Regions from separate parts of the Homo sapiens genome. Here region 1 is linked to region 2. The links are chromatin loops, found by intact Hi-C in ENCODE. Cell type or tissue: Caco-2. All regions are shown on one strand. Each heading gives the region's core, and the rest is flanking DNA. Links, peaks and the distances in the headings are about the cores only.

The links. Peaks named below come from ENCODE experiments on the same cell type or tissue, not always from the same donor. Only the 100,000 strongest peaks of a DNase experiment are listed, where the experiment ranks them.
Region 1: a loop joins it to region 2, with 2.5 times the contacts of the local background. A loop is called at or near these places in 2 of 110 quality-filtered maps.

The regions. Positions count from the first base shown.
Region 1 is chr4:121,002,386-121,010,722 of GRCh38, reverse strand. No RefSeq gene overlaps it. Among named protein-coding and RNA genes, the nearest start is that of NDNF-AS1, 65 kb to the left of the region's middle. In Caco-2, for the core only: no CTCF peak of the experiment used is centred there; a DNase peak (open chromatin) is centred at 4,422.
Region 2 is chr4:121,066,771-121,075,107 of GRCh38, reverse strand. It overlaps NDNF (neuron derived neurotrophic factor), which reads left to right and starts at 2,573. Exons shown (of 4, transcript NM_024574.4): 1 at 2,573-3,115. NDNF-AS1 (NDNF antisense RNA 1) reads right to left here and starts at 3,746. Exons shown (of 3, transcript NR_187407.1): 1 at 3,528-3,746; 2 at 1,244-1,358. In Caco-2, for the core only: a CTCF peak has its summit at 3,689; DNase peaks (open chromatin) are centred at 947, 1,227, 2,557, 3,577 and 1 weaker place; H3K4me3 peaks cover 3,314 bases; H3K27me3 peaks cover 411 bases.

The DNA of each region.
Region 1 (8,337 bases), core at 174-8,173, 64 kb after region 2:
TTCCACCCGTAGATAGGGTCACACATGTGTGACATATATTCTGGCTACTTATAGCTTCATTATCTCAACAGCAAAAGACCAGAAACAGCCCAGTAGTCTACCAACAGAGGACTAGTTAAAAGAAAAAGTATAAACTATTTGTACAATGGATCGACATGACCATTATAAAGAATGAATCATCTCTACAGCCTAGGAAATTCCTAGTGCAGTTACCAAAAGGAATCCTAGGCCTTTTAAGGATATCTGGATATTGGAGCCCAGGATGCTGAATTCTGCTGAGATCACTGAACCTTTTTCCTGGGAAACTAGACTAAAGAAGGCCCCTTTCTTTTTTGTTTAGCTATTACAAACCCTTTTGTCTTTTTATACCCAATGTTCTGGGCAGGCAATAGAATACTGTCTCAACTACAGGGAAACAATCAGAAACCCATTTTTTATTTCAGTCCATTGGCCAATGCATATCTACCCTGTGTAAAAGATGTGGTAGCAGAGCTTGTGAAAGCTTCAGCTGACAAGGTTCTATTGTCTCTACCAATGTGATGATTCCTCATAATGTGCAGATTCAGCATTCCTCAGCTAGATACCTTACTTCCTATGAAATTGTTACTTTCCCCTTTAAAGATCTCTATCGGTTGCTATAACACCAGGTACCCAGCAACTCTCATTTTTTTACCTAAGGAAGGAAAATCTCATTATTTATTGTTTGACCTCTGTGGGAGAATTTTCTGGAAACACCCCTGGACAATCCTGATTTAATTTTGTTTGTACCTAAAAATAAGAAATGGAAAATGATAAGCAGGCTATCACAAATCTAAATTCACAACTGAAATCTGAGCTTCTACCAAAAAGTTAAATCAGCCAAATGGCTGAATTTATCACGCCTCTGAGACAGCCAAGTAACAAGAGTTAAAGAGCAAATGTTTGTACAGACAGTAAGTATGCTTGTAAGGTGGTCTATGATGTGGTAATGCTTTAGAATAAAAGAGGTTTCCTGTTCTCTGCGGATACTTACATAAAAATGAAAACAAATTAAGCTTTTACCCATAATAAAAGTAGAGACTCATTCAAAGCATAATGATCCAGAATCCTATGATAATGACCTAACTGGCCTATGCTAAACAAGCAGCATTTACTAAAATGATTGTACCCATCACCTCCCAAATAGGAAAAACTCTGGAGTGATTCAAAGATGCTATCATTAATTGCCAAAGATAAGCCCCTGATTCAGATGGAAAGCATTAGGGGAGGTCAGAATGCACATTACTTAAAGATAATATGGTGTTATAAAACTGTTGTCTGATCATAACAAATTATCTTCTGGAGTTTAGCAAAAATGCTTTGTTATTTTACCTAAATTGTTACCTAAATAAGTTAACCTAAATTAACATAACAAAATTGGACATGATATTGAAACATCATTACCTGGGTAATTTTAAGAGTCTTGCCAAAGATGTTTCCAGTGTATATCTTACTTGCCAACAGCCTAATCCTGCCAAGACTGAAAAGAAGGTTCCAAGTCCCTTTGAATACCTTCAACCCCAATCATTCCCATGACAGGACAATAAATATCTTTTAGTTATTGTTTGCTTATTCTCAAGATGGATTGAGGCTTTTTCTTGCTGGAGGGAAAAGCTGTGATGGTAGTGAAAAAGTTATTTGATTTTTTTGTTTGTTTGCTTCTGACATGGGGAAATGTAACCCTTCACTTCAGTGACAGGGCACACATTTCCCTGGGACTCTTCTTAATGCACTTTGCAAAGCCTTAGGTTTTACTAAGAGAAATTTCATCCTCAATATTCAGAAAAAGTAGAGAAAATAAATGAAACTCTAAAACTGAACTAAGCAATGCATCCAGGTGTCTTCAACTTTTTCTGGCCTAAGGTATTTCCTAAGCTTTAATGACATTAAAATCAACTCTTTCTGGCATCCATCAGCTTTCACCTTATAAATTAATAAGAGGCCATCCCATGTATCTAGGAATTACACCTTTAATCTCTGTTGCAATACTTGCAATCCAAGTATTGCAATGGATTAATGCATATACCCAGTCTTATCTACAGCAAGTACAAGTGGCCTGCCCATAACATCACACTAAACAGAACCTAAGTAAGATTTGTTCCTCTGAAATAAGACCACCCACAAACCTTGATAAAAAGACCTTACCAGGTATTATCAACAGTAGTACCATGGTAAACTCCTAAGGCATTGTTTTTGGATCTATGTTCTCTAATTTAAAAAAAATTCAAACCATCTTACCTGGACAATTGGACATCTATTTTATTGGGAGAGCTTCAGCCAAGAATTCTTAAGAATCTTTCAAAGACAGAAAATAGAGCAAGTTTTCTAACCAAAGATCTTTCGATCAAGCTGAGGAAAGCACAAAGTAGACAGCTTCCATCTAAAATGCTGAAACAAGATTATTTATCTAATATATTTCCTATCCTACTTATCGTTCTGTATTGTTAATCTTACTTGTTATTGTACTTCAGTGAACCCTAGAAATTACTCAAAAAGGTTTATCAATGTTTTTTACACATGTTAATCATTTTCAGAAAGCTAACCTTCCATAGCCTTCCTTTATCACCAAAGAAAAGAGAATCTAATGAAATACTGAATTTGTCACTGCCCTACCTGATCCTGCTAACAAAAATTTAATGGCTGTTCAGTTGAAACATCAGAAGGCATATTTCCTTTCACAGGTCCCTTTAGGTACATGAGTTTTCCTCACATTATCAAGCCAATCTTCAGCTTTAGGGAAATTGGACCCTGACTACAAATCAACACTTCTACTGAAATCTATAATATATAGCCCTGTCAGTGGCATTGACCTCACCAGGGTCAAAAGCAAATATTGTGCTATCCTTTCTGGCTTCAGCAGTAGTCAGTCTGTTACTTTTTCTTTTTTTTCTTTTTTTTTCAAGGATTCTCCAGCCTCTTTGCAGGAACTATTTCTTCCACTCAATAAATGTGCCAGCCAGTGCCGGGGACTGGTAATCAACTCACTGCTATTATGATAATCTGTGCTTTCCTAGAATCCTACTTTTTTTATTTCAGTAGTTTTTGGGGTACAGGTGGTGTTTGCTTAAATGGATAAGTTCTTTAGTGGTGATTTTTGAGATTTTAGTGCACCTGTCACCCAAGCAGTGTACACTATACCCCCCAATGTGTAGTCTTTTATCCTTCATCCCCTTCCCAACATATATCCTCCCAATTCCCCAAAGTTCATCATATCACTCTTACGCCTTTGTGTCCTCAAAGCTTAGCTCCCACTTATAAGTGAGAACACACAATATTTGGTTATCCATTACTGTGTTATTTCACTTGTTTATTTTATTTTATGACAGAGTCTTGCATAGTCACCCAAGCTGGAGTGCAGTGGTGCGATCTTGGCTCACTGCAATCTCCACCTCCCCGGTTTAAGTGGTTCTCGTGCGTCAGCCTCCCAAGTACTTGGGACTACTGGAGTGTACCACCATGCCCAGTTAATTTTTTGGAGAGACGGGGTTTCACCATGTTGGCCAGGCTGGTCTCAAACTTCTGCCCTCAAGTGATCCACCCACCTCAGCCTCCCAAAGTGCTGGGATCACTTGGGATCAAGTGCAGGTAGATCACTTGAGGTCAGGAGTTCGCGACCAGCCTGGCCAATATGGTGAAACCCCCCGTCTCTACTAAAAATACAAAAATTAGCTGGGCATGGGGGCACGAGCCTGTAATCCTAGCTACTAGGGAGGCTGAGGCAGGAGAATCATTTGAACCCAGGAGGTGGAGGTTGCCATGAGCCAAAATCATGCCCCTACACTCCAGCCTGGGTGACAGAGTGAGACTCTGCCTTTAAAAAAAAATGCTGGATGCAATTAAGTTAATTGATGGCCTACTAAGGAATTGCAACCAATGTTTGTTGCATACTGTGCTCTCCCATGTGACATTTTAGTCATATATATACGGTTGTATAAAAATTTTGCTTTACAAAAATTTTTAGACAACATCCTGTCTACTTCATAATGCCATTCATCCTGACGGCAGATTATATGATCAAGGAATCCCAGTTCTTCTCAGTCATTTAAGGTTTAGACTGAGTCACTTCTTTCTCCCTAAGAAAATGCCAAAGTTACAAGTATTCTAAGTTTTACATACAGAACATCATAGCATCATAGGAGGGCATTTATATCCTATAATGAACTCATCTTATATGAACCATGTTGTGTCTATAGCTCCAGAGTCATCACCTCTCCTCATGGAACAGAGATTCGCATGTCCCTACCTTGTTTATTTGGGGGATGTGGAAACTACACTAGGTGTGCAGCCTCTTCCCGTGGAAGAGCCAGTTCTACTGTCCTGCTCGGTATTGGCACAGGGAAAACTCCAAGGCAGCTGTTCACACCCAAATTCCAGATAGAACACAAGTTTCTTCTGCTCTCAGATAGTCGATATTTTACTGATTTATTGCCCCAACTCTGCAGACTTTAGCCCAGGGATGGGGATAGCTTGTGCTGAAACACTCATCAAAGACTAACTCTTACTTTACCTCTCATGCCCTCTTTCCTCATCTCAGCACTAGAGATATTTTTGTTTCATTTTTAGCCATAAAATTGCCTCATACCATCATATAATCTTTCAAAAATACACTTTAGGGAACAAACTTTGAGCTGATTATTCTCAAAAACAACAGGCCTTTCACACTTAGAAACCTTTTCTTTCAAGTTCTTATCTCACCCCAGAGTTTAACATCCATCTAGAATTTAAGAGTTGAGGGTTGTCTTTTGTTTGCTGGCTTTCTGTCCTGGCCTGACTAACTTTTTCCGAAGCAATAGCTTTCTCAGCCTTACATCCTATGACAGAGAATGTATTACCTGAAACATAATATGATGGAATTTTAAAATATAGGCTCACCATTTCAGAACTACCTATAGTAAAATATTTTTAATCTCACCATATGATATGAGTCATTCTCAGTGGATTCTTCTTTTTTCATTATACATTAAGTATACCGAGCCTCATGTATAAATATATCCCTTAATTATACTATCATGTACAGTACAACTGAGCACCCCTTCATGCTCACAAGTGGGGAAAATCAGATATACCATGCCTCCTTACAGCATCTATTTTAAGGTGTATTTATATTTGTATAGGTTAGAGATTATAGACCTATCATATGCCCAGATTCATGAGGTTTTCTGTGAAAGTCTTATATAAAAGAATGATATCCTGCCTCCAAATCAGTTAAAAACTAAAGGGAGGATAAGCACATTAGTAGATTATGAGAACAAAAACAAAGAGAAAGCCATAAAAATGTACAAGTGCTATCAGTGCATTCTTTTAAAGGAGGGATGAGGACTCACATACCCTGGTTGGTATCAAAGTTTTCATGAAAGGGGTGGTCTTTGAAAGACAGAGAAGAGAGACGTTTGTGGTGCGGAGACCAGTATAGGATGACTCAGAAGGGAATATTGACTAGAATAGCAAGTAAGTAAGCAACGTGGATTGCTGCAATTTATCATTCATGTAAGTCAGCGAGCACATTGATAAGATGGGAAGAGAGAAACAGCCCAGAGGGAATCAACAATAGGAGTAGTCCATGGTGTCAACACTTGCAAGAAGATGAGCACAGGAGGAAATATTTTTGTTTAATGGAGCCATATTGACCTTTAAAAATACAATTTCTCCAGCCTGGGCAACATAGCGAGACTTTGTCTACAAATAAAATAAAATAAAACAAAATAGCAGGGTGTGGTGGCACACACCTGTAGTCTCAACTACTCAGGAGGCTGAGGTAGGAGAATCACTTGAACCCAGGAGTTCAAGACTGCAGTGAGCTATGGTTGTGCTACTGTGCTCCAGCCTGGGCAACAGAGGCAGGCCCTATCTCAAATAATAAAGATAATAAATTTAAATATTTTTTTAAAATACAATTTCTTACTATCTATATGTATCTGTGTTTCTATATGTATCTGTGTTTCTATATGCATCCCATAATATCATGTTGTAAACCTCAAATATATACATTTACTTTTTTAAAATAATAAATAAAATTCAAAATAAGAAAAAATACAATTTTAGATGATGAGTAGGCATGAAAAGCAGATTACAGCAGGATAAAGAGGGAAGGGTAAGTATACTAACATAGTAATGTTACAGGATAGTACAGAGATATTAAGAGATAGTATGAGGGAGCCTAAGGATCAGTAAATAAAAACATTTTGTCTGTTTATTTGGGTTTTGTAGTACATGGTATATAAAAGTATGTTGTCAAAAGAAATGGAACCAGCAGAGAAGGTGTTGTGGGATCTTTGGGGGTCACTTTTCAGGCTGGAAACCACTGTGGTCAGTGGCATCTTTTCCCAAGTGTTGCTAGGGCCCGCTGGGCTTGTTCTCCCCACTCAGTCTGGCAGGCTATGCTCAGCTCATGCTACCACCCTGGATCCCATACCTCCACGGGAGACTACAAGTCAGGTGTGGAACAGTGAGGGGTGTGTGAGCGTGGGGTCCAGCCACTGTGCAGTCAGACATGTCAACTGCTGCCACAGGGTGGGCAGCTCCAGGTGTTTGCATGGGCACCAGTTCTCTGTGAGGCTGCAGCTGGACTAAGCATACCACAAGCAGCTTCCCCAGCTGGCACCAGGGAACATGGTGACACCAAGACGCTTGGAGATACCAGGAACCACAGGGCCCCAAAGAGGAAGTCACAGTCCTGGCTCAGGGAGCTCCAGGTCTGGGATCTCCGAAGGGCCACAGCTCTTCTCTCCTTCTCTTCACCCACATGGTGGCTAGCAAGGGGCATGTCTCAGCCCTGTTTGTGTTATAGCTCTTTCAGCATTGCCATTCGGCAGGTCCCAAGTTCTTGTCCTATGACCAGGAAGAATGAGGTAAGCAGACAAGTGGAGAATGAGCAAGACAAAGAGGAGCTTTATTGAATAGTAGAACAGCTCAGAGGAGACCCACAGGGGGTAGCTCCCTTCTGCAGCCACAGTGTCCCTAGGAGTGTTCAGCCTACTCATCATCTAAAGTTGTATTCTTTTCTTCTTTTGAATTTTATTTTATTATTTCAAAAAAGTAGGTTGTATTGTGTCTTTTTTTTGTTTTTTTAAACAGGGTCTCACTCTGTTGCTCTGGCTGGAGTGCAGTGGTGCGATCTCAGCTCACCACAATCTGTGCCTCCTGGGTTCAAGTGATCCTCCCACATCAGCCTCCCAAGTAGCTGGGACTACAGGTGTGCACCACCACACCTGACTCATTTTTTATTTTTTGTAAAGTCTGTCTTGCCTGTGCACCACCACACCTGACTCATTTTTTATTTTTTGTAAAGTCTGTCTTGCCATGTTGCCCAGGCTGGTGTCGAACTCCTGGATTCAAGTGATCTTGCCATCTCAGCCTCCTAAATTGTTGGGATTACAAATGTGAGCTCCACACCTTGCTTGTGGACATAGTCTTGATTTCTCTTGGTAAAGACCTAGAAGTAGAACTGCTAGATCATGATGTAAGTATATGTTTACTTCATAAGGAACTGCTAAAAAGTTTTCCAAAGTGGTTATATCATGCTACACTCACACAGGAAATCTATAGAGGGCCGGGTGCTCCATGTACCAAAATTTAATATTGAGAATATTACATTAGCCATTTGGTGGGTATGTAGTTGTACCACATTTAAGTATCTCTTTTTGTGCTAATTGGCCATTCATACATTTTATTTGCAAAGTATCTGTACAAAACTCTGGCCTATATTTTATTGGGTTGATTGTGTTCATATAAGAATAGTACTATATTATATTAAGAATATTATATTATTCTTATATAACATATATATCCTTTGTCAGATATAGGTATTGTGAATATTTTCTCTCAGTATGTGCCTTATATTTCTGTATTCATAATTTGTCCGTGGTGGGTTTAAAATATCTCCACAAATTCTTTTATATTTATTCCTTTAAGAAATGGAGCCTGATCTCCTTCTCTGGAAGTTGGGCTGTACTTGGGGAAGAAAAGTGAAAGTGATGGTGTGCACCTTTGGAGAATGGATCACACTCCACCCTTCTTCTCTCTTATTAGTGTGAGCATCTCTATTCACCACCCTCCTTCTTGAGCCAAGACTTAGTGCGGGGTAATGTTACTGCAATCAGCTTCTGGATATTGATCTGGGAAATCCTTTTTCTCTGTCCAAATGAGTAAAGAGCACTAGACCTTTACTTTTCCCAAAGAGTATACCTCCCCTATCTTGTATCAGGGACTAGGTCTACCCAGATATTTGTGATAATTTAGTATATAGAGAATTTGGCCATCTCGCCAGTCTTCTCCTCTATCTCTCTCTCTAACTTTCTCTCTCTCTCTTTCTCTCCCTCT
Region 2 (8,337 bases), core at 164-8,163:
CAAAGAGGGAAGTGATCCTCATATACATGCAGCATAAACTAAAATTGCATTGGTCAAGAATACCAAGACTTTTTGTAAATAAGAGCAGCAGCTTTTCAGTCTAGTTGTCTCCATCTGTCTGCCTCTTTCTACCCTGGTCACTAGCCCTGTCCTCCCTTGGCTTCATTGGTCCTACTCTGTTGCCCTTCTTCTCTGGTGTTCATCCCTTTCTTTTGCAGGGTCCTCTTCCTTCATCCATGTCTAAGACATTGGTGTCTGCCATGTCCCATCCTAAGTCTTCTCTTCCTGGCTGCCTTACTCCTCCCCCATGCTTGCCAGACACCTGAATGTATCCTTCCAGCTCCTGTCTACCCTCCTAGGAACTTTCCTTTTGGCTGCCTAAATGGCAGGGCACTCAGATGTCACAGAGGCACCCCCAACTCCACAAGTTTAAGACAGAACTCATTACATTCCTCCTAAAACTGCTCCTCTCTGTGTGTTTCTCTTGGCTAGTGGCACCATCCCTGCCTTAGCGCACCAGCCAGAAAACTGGGAGTCAGTCTAGACTCTCTTCTCTCCATTACCCTCTATGTCCAATCAATCACTAAGCCTTGTCTATTCTATTTCCTAAATATCTCTAGAGCTGTCCTAACCTCCCAAACAGCATTTCTGCTGCCTTGGTTCAGACCTAATTTTTCCTCTGGAAATAACCTCACTGTGATCTCTCTTCTATTTGTCTTGCACAGTGAAACCAGAGGAAACCTTCTAAAACACATTATCTAATAATACTTACAAACCTTAGAATCTGTCCTAGCTTAACACCTTTAACAGTTTCCCAACTACTCACCACCTCCAGGCAAGTTCTGGCTCCTTACACCCAGAGAGCCTTGTGTGGCTTGGCCTTGCTTACTTCACCTGCAGTCTAGCCGCACCTAGTCTCCTAGTTTCCAGGACACACCATGTACTTTGACACTTTCCTAACCTCTTCACTTGCTTCTGTTTGTGGAATGCCCTCCCCCCTCCACCACATCCTTGTTGGCCTTGTATTTCTTCCTTGTCTTTCAGAACTCTACACTGAAATCTCTACCAAGAGAAGCTTCTGAAGGGGAGTTAGCTGTTTCCTTTTCCATGCTTCCACAGGACCAGGTACCTGCACTTATTATAGTGCTAATCACATTTTCATTTATGCCTCTGTCTCCTCACCAGGCGGTGAGTTCCTTAAAGGCAGCACCATCACCTCTAAATCTCAGCACATAAGACATACCTGGTACACAGCAGGGACTTCGTAAGCTTTGTTAATGAATGACCCAGGGATCTGCTCTAGATCGTATCTCCTAAGTGGAGATACAATGAGGACTTTTCTCACCTCATTGTCTCATCTGCAAAAAATATGCTTGCACAGTGATCTGAAATGTCCTTTTCAGTGTTTAAAAATTTTACAAAACTATTTTATGTCGTGTAAACGGTTTTATAAATCCATTTCCTGCAGTGTTTTCATCTAGGAACCACAAAACTTTAGGAGCTGCATTGGTCCACCCTCTGTGACCAACTGTTTAGCAAAAAAGATCATAGTTCTTAATATGACCGGGATAAGGCTGATTTTCATCCTACCTACCTTAATTTCATTGTGGCAATAACAGAACTAGTGTTTTCAATACTGACACTATATCTTAATAAATAATTATATATTATTAGAACTTATATAAAACCAGGTTTGCTGGAAATCAGGTTCTCAGTTGCAAAAATGAGATCACCAAATCATTCGGTACTTTTTTTTTCTTGGTTTTCCTAAGCCCAGGCCAGGTTGCTAATTAGGTAACTTTTTATCATAATTACCTAGTCAGCCTTAATGGCTTCACACACTCTGCTCCGTTTCACTGGTCCTGTAGGGCCGCTTTTTCAATTGTTAAAACAGCTGCTGAGTTTCAAATCGGAGGAGGCTCGGTCTGCGCCGAGGGGGAAGCGCTCCCTGAGTGAAGGCTGTGATAGGCAGGCGTTCGGGTGAAAAGTGGGACATGAATGCACAGTTTGCACACTCTGCTTTCCGCCTCCAACCACCAACCTTCTGGATTTAACACGTCCCCCTCCCTGCCCCCAGATCAACCCCAGAGTTTCCCTCTATTGTGCACCCCGGTCTGCTTGACAGTGTGATGGTCCCGCGTGCGCGTCTCCTGGGTTTTGCAGCTTTGTCGGGGGCTCGGTGGGCCTCCTTCATTCTCCCCGAGTGGCGCTAAGGTTAGGACAGCAGCGTGTCCCTCGCGATGCCGCCCGCGAGGGTCCTGTTTGGGGAGCGCTGGGTCGCTGAGCAGGGTGGTGTGTGTGTGAGAGAAAGAGAGGGAGGGAGGGCTACAGGGAGAGAGAAAAGGAGGGAGAGGGTGTCTGTGTGTGAGTGTGTGTATGTGTATGAGTGTGTGTGTGTGTGTGTGTGTGTGCGTGCGCGCTGGCGCGCAGCGGGAGGGAGAGAAGGAGGGACGGAGGGGGAGGCAACGGGCAGAGGAGGGAGGGGGCGGGCGGGCAGCGGTGAGGCGGGAGGGGTTAGGGCTGGGAGGGGAAGAGACTCCGGGCTTCAGCAGTGACACTCGGGAGCGAACACACACTCCCCACTTCCAGCCGCGAGAGAGTGGAGCTAACTGAGCAGCGCACCCGCCACGGCCGCTGCCGCCCCGTGCGCCCGGCTCTCCCAGCACCCCGCGCGGCGCTCCAGCCAGGCGCCTGTGCGACTAGCGGCGGCCGGCGAAGCCCGCGCCAGCCCCGCGGGTCGCTGCGGCATCCTCCCGCCGCCCAGCCCCCGCACGCTCCCTGCAGTTTAAAAGGACCTCCCGCCGCTTCTCGGCGCTGCCCCGGGATTCCCCAGCCCCGCGCGGCTCCCTACTCCACTTCGCAGCAACTTCGGCGACCGCGCGCCGCCCGCCCTCGCCCGCCTTTGAAGTTTGCTGTGCCGACCGCAAAGTTGGGACACTTCAGCGGATTGAATTTTTCTCTTTTATCTGCCTCCGTCCCCGCCCTCCAGGCTTCTCGTTCCTGGATATTGGTGCTTAGCATCTTGGCAGGGTCCGGGGACGTGGACTATTTCGCACACCACACCACGGGGAGGGATTTTTTTCTATTTTCCCTACGAAAAACAGATCTTTTTAAGGTAAGTGGGGAGAGGAAAGCAATGCCCCAGAGACCCGACGCCTTAGCCCGCCACCCTGAGACCTAGCACAAGGAGCGTTCACGCCCGAAGGGTCATCCGAGATGGGGGCTCGAGGCACGCGCCCCCAAATCTTCAAGGCCCAAGAAGCTTCTCAAGGGCGCCCTATCCGTAGGAGCTGAGGGCATGAGGGGCAGGAGCAGGTTTCCCTCGTTTTTTTTTTTTTATTGTTGTTGTTGTTTGTTTGTTTGTTTGTTTTTAATTTAGCTGCTTTCGAAGCTGGGCGGCCCGGAGAGATGTGAGGAGGTGGACAGACAGCGCAAGGGCGGGGAAGACCTGGGACCCGGGAGCTCGGGGTGCAGTGGGGTCTGGGGAGCCGCGGAGCCTTTATCCCGGACTTAGCCTGGACACTTACTTTGCCCGCCTGCCAAGAGGGCTGTTGCCTCCCTTTCCAGGTTCATGCCCTCCGCCCGCCGCTAGGGAAAGTCTGCGGGACTGGGGTTTTGCAGAGGGCGTCTGCGTGTAGGGCGAAAAGCTAGAGGTCCAGGCAGCGCACGAGTTCTTGGTGGGCGTCTGGGAGCTGCGCAGCCGGGGCCGGGAGTTCGGTTGGCCCGACCCCCAACCGCTCTGGCTCCTCATTTGTCCTCTGCGTGGTAGGCGAGCATCGTTATAGAAACTTCCTTGGGCTGAGCGAGGTGGCCTGGGACCGGCTCATACTTTCTTCCGGAGAGCAGAGCGGCCACCGAGGTGACGCCCCCTACGGCCCCAGCCAGGAGACTCGGCTTCGTGCCCTCGTCCTGTCTGTGCGTGAGTTGGGGTTCGCTCTCACCCGCGCTACCTTTCTAACTGAGCGGAGTCGCCGCGGCCCCGATAACCTAGGAGTCCGAACGAGTGATTGCAGGTCCCAGCTGTTTTCTTGGAGGCACTTTGCAAACTGCTGAATTTGGAGTGCGGTTTCGTTGCATTGTGCGCTCTCGGTTCACCTTTCTGCCCGCACCCTATCCCAGGCCCAGGCGTGAGAGCTCCCGGCAGTTCCCCGGACCCGCCCCGCATCAGCTCCTCGGAGTTTGCCGCGGGCACCTCTACGCTGTCTCTGAGCTGTCCCTCCGGCCAAGTTGCGGTTCCCCTCCTGGCCCCCTTCGGGGCGCTGTCCATTTCTTGCTCTTGGGTACGGGTGGCTCCCTAAAACCAAGACCTTGAGCGGGAAATGAACCTGAGTGTATGTCTGGGTTTTGTTGTTGTTGTTATGTTTTTTCCTTCTTTTCTTTAAATTTATTTACAGAGTTCTTTTTAGCAACTTTGTTGGGTTGATAAATTTGCTTCTCATCTGTCGATCCCGCTAAATCACAAAGAAGAGTTTATTTTTTCATTTAGTTGCTGCTTTCCCCAAACACACTACCCTCTCTTTCCCCCCTCCACCCCTCCTCCTGCTGCCTCGCTTCCTGAACCCTTTTTCTTTTCTGACGGAGGGAATCTCCGCACCTCCTCCTCTCCTCCTCCCACCCGGTCCCTGAGCGCCTGTGAGAACCAGGGGAGTCATCAATGGAAATAAATAGGACTCCGCTCCATTCTCCGCCCCCTTCAAACAAGTAAAATCCTCCCTGGGTTCGGAGAAGTAGAGATAAAACATCCCTCCCAAGGGAGCGGTTGCAGGGGATTTGATGGGATTGAATTGTTTTATTATCTTGAAAGAAGTGATGGATGGATCCGAGAGGGAATATGTATATAAAGCAGAGTGTAGTGAGGGCGATCGGTATGATTATTCATTATTGTTTGTTAAGAGTGATAATAAGGCCGCAACCTTCGCTCAGACTGTGTTTATACTGGGGTTTGAGTTTATGTCAGTCTCTTATTACAGTGGTTTCAGAAAGTGAAAACACCAAAACCGTATTAATTCTTCAGTCATTCTGCATATGGGATTAATCAAATGTCAAAAAAGATACTGTCGTTTTACCACAGTTTTAATCTATGATCTTTTAGAAGGTTGCACTCTTATAAAATGTCATTTGCCTCCATCTGTCTTCTTAAAGTTTAAAAAACTTGGCAACATAATTAATTATGGTCCCAATTCCCATTTTCAATCTAAACCTATATTCAGGATTATATTAAAATACCCCATCATTTATTCCTCAGAAGTGACTCTTATGAGTTTAAACTCTTGGAGGGGAGAGAGGGACAACTGGGAATGAGGGGCCTAGGAGTTAGATAAATTAGTACTATTTCAGATTTCTCTAAAAATTCCTTTACTTCTTCCTTTAGAGAAAGAAATTACAAGGTCCTTCTCTGCACAGTTCATCACTTCAGTGAATGCCCTTAATCTTTACCACACACTTGAAACATAACAGCTTGCAGCCTTGTCTGCATTATTGCTTTCATTTTTGTGTCAGGACATTTTATTCATTAAACCTGTATGTCAAAGACTTAGGCTTAGTGTGGCAGTAACACTCTGTTTTAATTAGTAACTATCATAAAAAAGAAGCTAGAACTCTGTAATAGGCCTAAATTGCTATGAATTATGTTTGGTTTAAATTACGCATTTATTTCAGCAGAAATGAAACCATGAATATAAAACATCTTTTAATCACTTGCAGATACAGCTTTTATCTCTTAGGATGTAACAAAATATGTAATTGAAAAATATCCTTCTAAGGACAAGAGAAGCCCCCACCCTCAGCTTATTTGTCCTGGGTCTGTTTAACATTCATATGGTGAAGTATGAATGTTAAAGAGTAAAGACTATTGTCACAACATTGCCAATACCAGGTCGATGGAATGCTACCTTGGAAATAGCCACAGTAGGTCAGTCGTCAGCTTAATGTAGAGACTTTTCTAGTTGGCTGCGTGAACCTTGTTGTTTCAGATTTTAGTTTTCTCACTTGGATTTATCGACCAGACTCTGTTGTGGAAGGGAGAAAAATGTATTTTAAAACTCTAACAAATTATTTGACATGAAGGGGAGAAAAGTAGAAATAAAGTGTATCTCTTCTCTTCCTATATTTATTTCTATAGCAATTCTCTTCAGCCTATCTAGAGGTCAGAATTTTTACTTTAAAACTGAATGTGTTTTTGTTGTCGTCGTTAGGACTTATCATTTTGGTATGATGGATGAGCAGATATTGGAAATGGAATAATGATGACTGAATCAACCGAGAGCATAGGAACAGAGTGTGAATTACACATCATATGTGCTAATTAAGATTATTTTAATCTCCTTTCCTTAGTTTCTCCATGATAAGGTGGTCGATAGTGACCAAGTAGTGCTCTCTCTCTCTCTCTCTGTCTCACTTTTTTGCTACCTGCCTTCTTGTCAGGTCTTGCTTTGGGGACCTATACACCTATAGTAGCAGCTGAACCTTGCCAGTCAGTGGCCATCAGCTAATCACTTGGAAGAAAATATGTCTCATAGTCATCTGTATTGGGTCAAAGGCAGGGATACCCAATATAACCAACAAAATAGTTCAACTAATTCATTTGACCCTGAAATAATATCTAGAACCTCTAAATGTTTATTTTAGAATGATTATTCTAAAGAACACAATTTATTCTTCCCCTGTGGGCTCATAATCATTTAATAGAAGCCACAGCGTGGTTGATAGTAAATAGTAAACCCCACAAAATCTTTGCTTTGAAAGCTGATTTTAAAATCAAATCCTCCAGGATTTAAATACTCTATTTTAAAATACTTTGCATTTTATTCCCTGAAGTTAGGATAAATTCTGCTGTATTTTTCCACTGTATTACAAATGTAACATTACGTGACACTCAGCATGCATGCAGTCAAGCTTCCATGTTAATTTCCTCCTAGAAAAAAAAAGTAAATACTTTGCTGCTGTTGTTAAAAAATAATCATGTAGTATGAGACAGAAAAACAAGAATGCTAATACTTTATTGTATCACATGGTGGTATGTTGACCATAAACTCAGTTATATTTTTGTTGAAAATCACACCATTTCAGTGTAAGTCTGTTTGCTTGGCTGTGTGTATTTCACGTATTTCTTGCCTCTTCTGAGATGACACCTGGCATTTGCTGTACCAGTGCCTAAGCCAGTGCCAAAAGCAGGTGTATCCTTGGCTGCTTCCTTCCTAAACACACAACCCAAAGAAGCAATATCCACACCTTTCCCCTTCCTTCTGGTACTTTACTAAAAACTGCAAACCAACAAACACATGAATTTTAGTCTTTTGAAATATTTGGAAAACATGTAATATATAATGTTAATTCCCCCAATAAAAAAAGTTGTGGCTTGTTTTGATTTTAAAAATTAAGGGTAACAAATTTGATCAATGTGGTATAAAAGCAAACTAGCAAAATGGTCTGTAGATTTTTCACTTTGGGATAAAGAGACAAATTTGGCCACAGAACAGCTGGGTATTTGGCCCTATTACAATGCCAATTTTTTTCAAGGAACTCATTGAGTTAACTTTGATTTAAACTTCACTTTAAAGTCCACAAACCTCAAGTTTATGAGAAAAGTATAGAAACTTTCAAGATATATGTCATCATTCTTTCAATAACTTCCATATCCTTTGGAAACTGATTTATTTTAGTAAGTTAGTTAATAGGTCTTGGTTTTCGCTTGTTAATTTTTTCTGTAACAAATTTGAACATGACACATTTAATATTTTATATATTTCTCTGAAGTATTTATTTTTAGCTTCACTTATGAAAACTCTAAAATGAATCTTTTCTTTAAAAAAATGTGGCTAGAGGTAGTAGTATAAATGTATAATTTATCAAATGTCTCTTTTAATTCTTCTTTTAAAATAATTTGCCGTCTTTTTTATAGTTAAAAGAAAAACTTTTTTAGGAATAATGGTAAGGTTATATAAAGTTTGGAGAGTACTCAATAAAAATATGATTACGCGTGATTGGGAATCAACTCATTTGAGTGGAACTCTTAGACACTGCCTCCACAGCGTGGAGACTTTTAAATATAAAAACCAAATTATAAAAACAATTCACAACATGCATGCACGTTTGCTTTCTAATTGGAATGATTTCAGCTAATATCACAAATAGTGGTGACCAGCTGAAGTAAATGGAGACTGTACAAGTTTCTGTCAGTGTTTCTTCTCTCTAAGCGGAAATCAAGGTAAACACCCTCTTCTTCCAGCTGTGTGCTCTGAGAACATATATTCCACAATCTAAAAACATAGCCAAAAATATGGACTATATTCAAATATGTGTTTTATCAACAACTGAAAATCACCATATCTTGTCTTC